Regions from separate parts of the Homo sapiens genome. Here region 1 is linked to region 2. Evidence: chromatin contacts called from ENCODE Hi-C or POLR2A ChIA-PET data. All regions are on one chromosome and are shown on one strand. Each heading gives the region's core, a stretch centred on a gene start or an enhancer-like site at or near the end of the contact. The rest is flanking DNA. Distances are from core to core; before and after follow the strand shown. Region 1 holds the start of RAB5B (RAB5B, member RAS oncogene family). Region 2 holds the start of ITGA7 (integrin subunit alpha 7).

Region 1 (3,950 bases), core at 662-3,161, 270 kb after region 2:
ATAGGCTGGGAGACTGAAGACTCAGCCCGGGTGGGGCTGCAGAAAAATGATTGGCCCCAGTCCCCTTGTTTGTCCCTTCTACAGGCATGAGGAATCTGGGAGGCCCTGAGACAGGGATTGTGCTTCATTCCAATCTATTGCTTCACCATGGCCTTATGAGGCAGGTGAGAGATGTTTGAATTTTTCTCTTCCTTTTAGTATTCTTAGTTGTTCAGTTGCCAAGGATCCCTGATCCCATTTTCCTCTGACGTCCACCTCCTACCCCATAGGAGTTAGAAGTTAGGGTTTAGGCATCATTTTGAGAATGCTGACACTTTTTCAGGGCTGTGATTGAGTGAGGGCATGGGTAAAAATATTTCTTTAAAAGAAGGATGAACAATTATATTTATATTTCAGGTTATATCCAATAGTAGAGTTGGCTTTTTTTTTTTTTTTTTGGTCATAGTGGGTGGATTTGTTGCCATGTGCACCTTGGGGTTTTGTAATGACAGTGCTAAAAAAAAAAAGCATTTTTTTTTTATGATTTGTCTCTGTCACCCTTGTCCTTGAGTGCTCTTGCTATTAACGTTATTTGTAATTTAGTTTGTAGCTCATTAAAAAAATGTGCCTAGTTTTATAGTTCATCTCTTTCCTCCTCTTATTTACTGAAAGAATGGTGGGAGACAGAATATGAATGTGTGTATGTGATCATTGATTTCAGACCCCTTTTCCTAATCTCTCTGTGCATGGCTGCCCACCCCACCCCATTTTGGCTAGTGCTGACGGTGAACAAAGTGGTTATTATCATCCCTATTTATGGCTGGGGAAACTGAAGCCTATATACTTCCTACTTCACTTTCTCCACACACCAGCAAACCTCCTTTCCCCCAGCCAACATACCACACACACACCACACCACACACACATCACATACACACACCACACACACATCATATACACACATATACCACACACACCACGTATACATATACCAAATACACACACACCACATACACACCATATATGCACACACACCCCATACATACACACACCCATGCACATACATAGCGGCAGGAAGAGGGCTCCCGGGGAATTTGCCTTTCGACACTGCATTTCCCAGTAAGCCCGCCGTTTTTCCTTTCTGTTTCATATCACAGACAGAAAAGTTTTCCAAAGATTCTTTTATTTACATTTACATACGATTCTGAAAAAGCGTCTCCAAGCTACCACTTCTTGTAGTTGCCATTGTCTCATTCCACCAAAAAACATCTCAGACCGCCCGCGGCCACCCCAAATACGCCTGTCCACTGAAGCCTCACTAAAAGGAGGAAGCGCTGATGTCAGGGTTACTTAAATTCCCAGGCTCCGGATCCCTAGAAGAGGTATTTCCCTTTACGCCCGCGAATTTGTCATAGAAGGCAGGGCACTAGAGCCAGCCCCAGCCAAGTCCAGGGGGAGGGGCGAAGGTCAGTAGCGGCCTTCCTAAGGCTTCCTTCAACCCCTCCTTGCCTGCCAGTCAAGTACCGTATTTTCGCAGTACTGGTTAAAGTTTCACTTTGACCCGCCTCCATCACTCACCTGATTAGATGTTTATGAGTCAAAAGGCGGGGTCATGGGGTGTCGAGATTTTATTGGTGGATACATACGCCTGTCGGCAGTGTACCGCCCCCTGTCTTCAGGAGCTTGCTCTTTAATGGCTCCTTACCTCGTCCATCTTCGAGGTTTCTCCCTCGCTATTGGCTTGTGGCCCCGCCTGTCGCGTCCCTTGCTCGTACTTGTTGGTGACAGCGCCCAAAGAGACTCGCCTTTCTCCAGAGGATTGGTGGATGAGTGCACATATAGCCCACCCTCGAAGGTAGGCGGGTAATCGAGCTATTGGCTGGAGCCCCGCCCCAGGGCGAGGAGGAGAAGGAGGGGCAGGAGGGTTTGGTTGAGCTGCAGCTGTTTGTCTGTTCGACACAGGCTTGGGGCCGACGGGGGAGACGGAGCCCCAGGTACCGAGCTGATGGAGCCCAAAGGGCAGGGGCGGAAGCGCCCGGGAGATGAGAGCAGCCTGGCCTGAGAGCGGAGGCGGGTCTGGTCCTAAGCGAGGGGTTAGAGTGGCCCACCGGAGAGGGGAGAAGGGGGCCGGGCCCCGGCAGGCCTAATGGGGGTCGCTGAGGAGGGGACTGGGCGGCCTGGGACCCCGAAGTTGGTGAGTCGGGAAGGCGGCTGGGCTGTGGCGGCGGCCAGGCCGAGGGCCGGGGGCTGGAGGCCTGGAGCTTGAGTGAGGGCAGGGGCAGGCCTCATTAAGCAGCGCTGAAGAGGGAGGAGCTGGGGAAAGGAACAGGGCAGCGGGTGAGGTAAGCCCATTTGCCGGGAGGTGAGGAGGGTCAGACCTGTCGCCCGAGCCCCGGGGGTGACTGGGGCTGGGTCCCTGCAGAGAGGTTCATTGGAAGGGCCTGAGAAGGGTTCTTAGTTGGGTAAGAAGCGTTCTTTTCAGGGAAAGTGCCTATTGTAAAAAGAACTGAGGGTGCTATGGTGTTGAGCTGAGAGAGATTTGGGTTCAGTGAGGGAGAACTGGGGAAAATGAAGAAGGCTGTATTAATCTAGAAGACTAAGGTAGTTGAAGTAATGGAAGCAGGGCCTGGTATCAGTTATGGGAACTTCTGGGAATGCTGAAGGGTGGGCTGGGGGCTCTGGGTCTTGGGAGTACACACTCTTTTGTTCCCTTTAGTGTTTAGATGTGGTAATTTGAAGCTTTTTAAAACTCCCAGGGTAGGGATGAAGATCAAAGTAATTTTTTTTTTTCCATGACTGTTGGCTGCTCCAAACTCAGCCCCTACACTTTCTGTTGGCCTCATAGCTGGTCTATACTGCAGTCTGTTTCTTAACTTACTGTTTCATGTCCTATGAAAGAGCTAAGAAGTTGGATTGGGGGCATGTTTTGTCCACTTCTTTCCCACTTAATAATGTGGTCTATAGCAAATACCATGTCTCCTAGAACTGAGAATCTATTTCATATCTATTTCATTATCTACATGGGAAAGGGGCTTAGAGATCCTCAGCCATCAGGAGATCTTCTGATCATAGTTGGTGAAACTTTTGTGGGACTTAGACTTGACTTGGGTATTTCCCAGGCAGGTAATGGAGTTAACAGGTCCGAAACTATGCGGTGATATCACTGAGGAAGAGATTTGGGGAAGAGTGAGAAATTCCATTTCAAAAGCTTGGCATCACCCCTTGTTCTTTGTCTACTTCAAAAGCCCAGATTTCTGTGCTGTTAGAAAGTTGGGTCAAACTATGAAGTATCTGGGGAAGATGGTGAGTAGAGAAAAAGATACAGAGGTGCAGTAGCCCACGCCTGTAATCCCAGCACTTTGGGAGGCTGAGACAGGAGGATCACTTGAGCCCGGGAGTTCGAGGGTGCAGTGAGCCATGATCTTCCCACTGCACTCCAGCCTGGGCAACAGAATGAGACCCTGTCTCCAAAAAAAAAAAAGACAAAGATTGCCAAAGCAGAGGAGTGGAGTACCCTCCTCCCCACATATTTTTAATGGTCTGCTAGCCTTCTTAGTCCCTCATAGATTGGAGCCTATTGGATTTTCCCTTACTGTACTTCCTCCTTTTCTGCGTCTCTACCAATATATTTTATCACTACATTTCTTTTTTTTTTTTTTTTTTTTTTGAGACGGAGTCTCACTGCAACCTCCACCTCCCAGGTTCAAGAGATTCTCCTGCCTCAGCCTCCCAAGTAGCTGGGACTACAGGCGTGCGCCACCACGCCCAGCTAATTTTTGTATTTTTAGTAGAGACAGGGTTTTACCATGTTGGCCAGGATGGTCTCAATCTCTTGACCTCATGATCCGCCCACCTCGGCCTCCCAAAGTGCTGGGATTACAGGCGTGAGCCACCACACCCGGCCATCACTACATTTCTTAATTACAAAAGTTAATATGTACATATTTTAAAATATGGAAGGTGTACAGCAG
Region 2 (4,190 bases), core at 1,559-4,058:
TTGTTCTATGTTCACATCTCCTCTGGAGGCCAAAAGTAGGGAGGAGGGGAGGGGCCCATGTGGAAGAAAGAAGCTGAGTGCATAGATATGCCCAGTCCGCTCTTGGTGGAGAAGAGACCAATCGATCCTTAGTGGAACAAGAGCACCCAGCAGCATCCTCTCTAGTCCCTCCACCTCTGGTCCAGCCACACACACTCCTTCCTGGCTTCATGCCATACGCCCTAACCACCCCAGTCTTCTGGACAGCCACAGTGTAGCCACTGCAGAGAGAAAAGCAAAAAAAAAAAAAAAAAAGTGTTGGCAGCTGGGGGGCAGAGGGACCCCCTGGGAGCTCAGCTAAGTGAAGACAAAGGAGTAGCCCACGACCACTGCACTTCTCGATTCTCCACACACTCCAGGGCCCCAGCCCAAGTCCAGCCCCTCTTTGGCCCCTCTCAATCTGGGTGGCCCTCTGGGGAGGATGCTTGGCCTGGAAGGCTGGCTCAGCCAGGGAGGCCCTCTAGCCAAGCCTTTGGATCCAGAATCTCTGTAAGGCGCTCTGTGAATCACAATACAAGAATAGCAATACTACTAACACTTCACAGCACTCACTGCGGGCTATGCACTATTCTAAGCATTTTATATATATTAAGAACTCTTAATCTGCACAACAACCCTATGTAGTAATACTATGTTTATATCCTTTTTACAGTTGAGGGAAGTAAATGAGGCTGGAACCACACAGCAAAGGTTAGACCTTAAAGTCTCATCCCAGAGCTAGACTAAAAGACATCAAAACAGGCAAGAAGTTTTTTTCATCAGTGAGTGCTAAGGCAGGCCACCTGCAACTCAAAAGCTAGGGACTGAGCAGGTGCCTGGCCTCTCACATACCCCCCGCCCCCCAGCAGCAGAGCACCCCCTGCTGGAGCAAAAGCAGGGTGAGGCAGTCAGGCCCTCTGGGAAAGGCCCCAGCTTGGCTCTGGGAGACGGAACCAGGGGCCACCTTCAGAGAGGAGGGGGAAATGACAAGAGACCAAGCTATTAAAAATAACCTAGAATTTGCCTGGAAATAGCTTAGAGAGTTCAGCATGTCCTAAAAAGGCCTCCAGTCCTCGAACTCTGACAGATGGAGAAGGAGGGAGGAAGGGAGGGAGGGAGCAAAGGTGAATGAGGAAGCAGATGGTAAACAGAAGAGGAGATGAAGTCCGTTGCTTTCTATCTCTCCCAAAGTTTTGGGGACCACCGACCCTGCTACCAGATGATAGGGATAATGGAAGAAGAAAGATTAGAGCTAGGCCCCCACTCCCCAAGCAAGTGAGGAGAAATGAGCTCTTGTCCCTGCCCCCTGCCCCCAGACCGACAGTAGAGGCAGAAGACAGTCCCAGTGGACAGCATTGATCCCAGTAATGGATACTTAATGTGGCTTAGGCACTGGTTGAAGAGAGAAAAGCCCCCTAGCAGGAGCAGGTGAGAAGCTTTCTTCACCTCTGGCCTCCCTTTTTACAATCAGACATGTAGCAAGAGCCAAGGATACAGGCAACATGACCAGTCACAGGCCCCTCACAAAAGTATATCCATCTCCCATGGGTCCTGAACTGATTAGAAAAAATTAGAATTGTCCTCCACCCCTTACTCCTCCTGGCCCTTCCCAGCTGCTGAGATTCCTGGAGTTGGAAATTTGCTAAGGAGGAGGAAGGGGAGCAGCCTGGCCAGCATCCTTCCTGGATCTCTCTCACTGCTACAGCTGCTGCGGCTACTACTACTGCTACTAGTACTTTGAGGGTTCAGTTTGCTGCCACTCTCTATCACCAAGCCACCTACTGCAGGTTGGCAGACCTGCAGATCCTCTCCCAATCTTCCCGTGGTCTTAAGCCACAGAAGTGGAAGCTCTCTCCTGGCCTTCCAGTGCCCTGCTGCCCTCATTCCATCCATGGCAATGCTCTAGCAGGAAGTTATTTCTGGAGTCTGCCCTGCATGCATCCCTCTCATGGCACCCTCAACTTCTATGTCCTTTCCATCTCCTCCCATTCTAAGCAGAGACAGACAGTCTCCCTCCCTTGGGGAATTCAGCCCTTGGAAGAAGCAGGGGAGCCAGAGGCCCTGGGGCTGGATCAAGGATGCAAGTTGGGGGAAAGGCCCAGAAGAAGGAGATGGTTCGCTGCCAAGACAAGAACCTTGCTTTCCAACTCATCCCTAAAGCAAAATACTGGTCTCAGGGCCGGGAAGTGCAGCTTCAGACGCAAGCCAGATGAGGCAAGGCTCCAGGTTGGGATGTGGGATGTCTGTGGGCAGTCTAGGTCTTGGTGGGGCTAGAAAACAGAGAAATGAGGAGGCCCACAGAGTGGGGAGGGGGACGATCTGTGGCTCGGGCATGGCGACTCTGGGCGGGTGCGGTGACTCACCAGCTCTGGGGTCGGGGCTGCAACTGCCGGTGCAGGGCCACAGAGAAGCCGAAGAGGCTGCCTGGCTCGCCCTCCTTGCGCAAGGCACCCATCACGTCCAGATTGAAGGCGACAGCCCGTGAGAAGAGCAGTTCGACGAGCAGGGAGCCAAAAAGGTAGCAAATCCCGGAGGCCCCCCAAGGGTCGCGGCTCCGAGCCCCGGCCATGGGACGATCCCTGCGCGAGCTCCCAGCGAATGCAAGGGAAATCTCGCACGCCCCAAGCCCCAGGTCCCCCCAGGCGCGTCTCTGGTCTCCAAAGTCTCGTTGGTCTTTCAGACGTCTCCCAGACGTTCGCCCCGCCAGCCCTCCCGCCCGCCCGCCGCTCCGCCACCCCGCCGCCCCAGCACCGGCTAGGACAACTACAGCAGCCGCAGCTCCGGCGCCCACTCCGGCTCCCGCCTCCTCTCCCGGGGACGCCACTCAGGCCCCGCCTCCGGCCCCGCCCCTCGCTCCCGCGGCAGGTGGAGACCCAAGCCCGTCTCCAAGGGGATGCCCAGGCTGGTGGCTGGGATGGAAACTAGCCTTGCTGACCCCCCACCACCACGCCCCCCAAGCCCAGCACCGTCTCCGGCTCCGCCCCTGCGCGGCGCTCTCCTCCCCTTCTCCCCCAACCCCATCCCCACCCCGGGAGTGGTGGAGGCGGCGCCTTGGAATGCGGAGGGAGAGAAGTACAGATAGAAAGAGAGGGGCTGAAACAGAGGAAGGAGGGTAAGAGATGAGAAGTTGGGAAGACGCTAAAAGACAACCTGGGAAGAGAGATGTGCAGATAGAGAGGAAATGAAAGGGGAGCCGTCCTGGGCCTGGGTGCAGCGTGGCATCTTAGTGCTCCCTGTTCCCCCATGGTCACATAGAGCACTCTTTCTGCTGTTGGGATCAGACCGCTGCCCTCCCCCATCCTATCCCATCCCCCGCCCCCAGCCCGGCAATGACCACAGCAGTGCTAGCCACATCGTCAGGATTCAAGGGAACAGAGAAAAAGAGGCAAGAAGAGAGAGAGAAACTCGGGAGATACGGGGAGCAAATGGAGAAATGGAAAAAGGAAAGGAATAGAGAGGAAGAAAGAAGGGCAAGAGATTAATTGACAAGGGATGGAATGAAGGGAGAAAAGAAAACGACTGGGGATGATTACAGGAAGAGGAAATTAAGCAGTGGGGAGGGGAGTGGGTGTCAAAGAAGGCAAAGATGAAAGAGACTGGACCCAAGAGGCAGAGGGATGTAAAGGGTGTCCCCAGCTACCAGACCCGTCCCAGGACTGCACATTTCCTATCCATGAAAGGGGATGGGAGGGGGCAGAGTCCTGGACTGGCTCAGCAGGACCTGGGTGGGGCTGAGATGGGATCTCCACAGGGACCCATTGGCCTGTCCCTCTTCCTCTCCCTTTCCCTCAGGCTGGGACAGAGGCAAGGGGGTGGGGGGACACTTTCCAACTCTCTGCTATTTATAACTCCGATACAGAAATGGGGCCAGAAGGAGAGACAGGAAATAATTTGGCATAATGGGAACCTCGAATGCTCCCACTTCCCCTTCCTACTCCCCTTGCTTACTGGTGTTGGTCTTGTGAATATACATCTGTCCATCTTCCCTTCTCTCTCTCACTATCTGATTTTGTCTCATCCCAAATTCTATTTTGTCATCATTCTTGTCTCTGCCACACTTGGAATCTTTCTCAGAGTATTTCTCAATGTTTCTAGTGTTGTCTCTGCCCTTCAAACACTATCATATTCTTACGATTCTTTCTTCTCTTTCCCTTTCTTAAAAGTTCCAATAA

The links. A loop is a pair of places that touch in the nucleus more often than their neighbours do. ChIA-PET counts read pairs that join two places held with the same protein, here RNA polymerase II (POLR2A). Pooled maps may share reads with other maps.
Region 1: a pooled map shows a loop between it and region 2 (4-fold over the local background). The contact joins the promoter of RAB5B here to the promoter of ITGA7 in region 2. A Hi-C loop is called at or near these places in 1 of 168 maps with a recorded cell type or tissue (B cell), 2 of 37 single-sample maps with no recorded cell type and 13 of 50 pooled maps. POLR2A ChIA-PET finds 5 or more read pairs at or near these places in 11 of 52 experiments (CD4-positive, alpha-beta T cell, CD4-positive, alpha-beta memory T cell, H1 and 7 more).

What each region holds. Positions count from the first base shown.
Region 1 is chr12:55,972,167-55,976,116 of GRCh38, forward strand. RAB5B (RAB5B, member RAS oncogene family) reads left to right here and starts at 1,912. Exons shown (of 6, transcript NM_002868.4): 1 at 1,912-1,973. CDK2 (cyclin dependent kinase 2) reads left to right here. Exons shown (of 7, transcript NM_001798.5): 7 at 1-623. RefSeq lists an enhancer at 1,656-1,805.
Region 2 is chr12:55,705,096-55,709,285 of GRCh38, forward strand. It overlaps ITGA7 (integrin subunit alpha 7), which reads right to left and starts at 2,809. Exons shown (of 25, transcript NM_002206.3): 1 at 2,382-2,809. The coding sequence starts at 2,587. RefSeq lists a silencer at 2,723-2,932.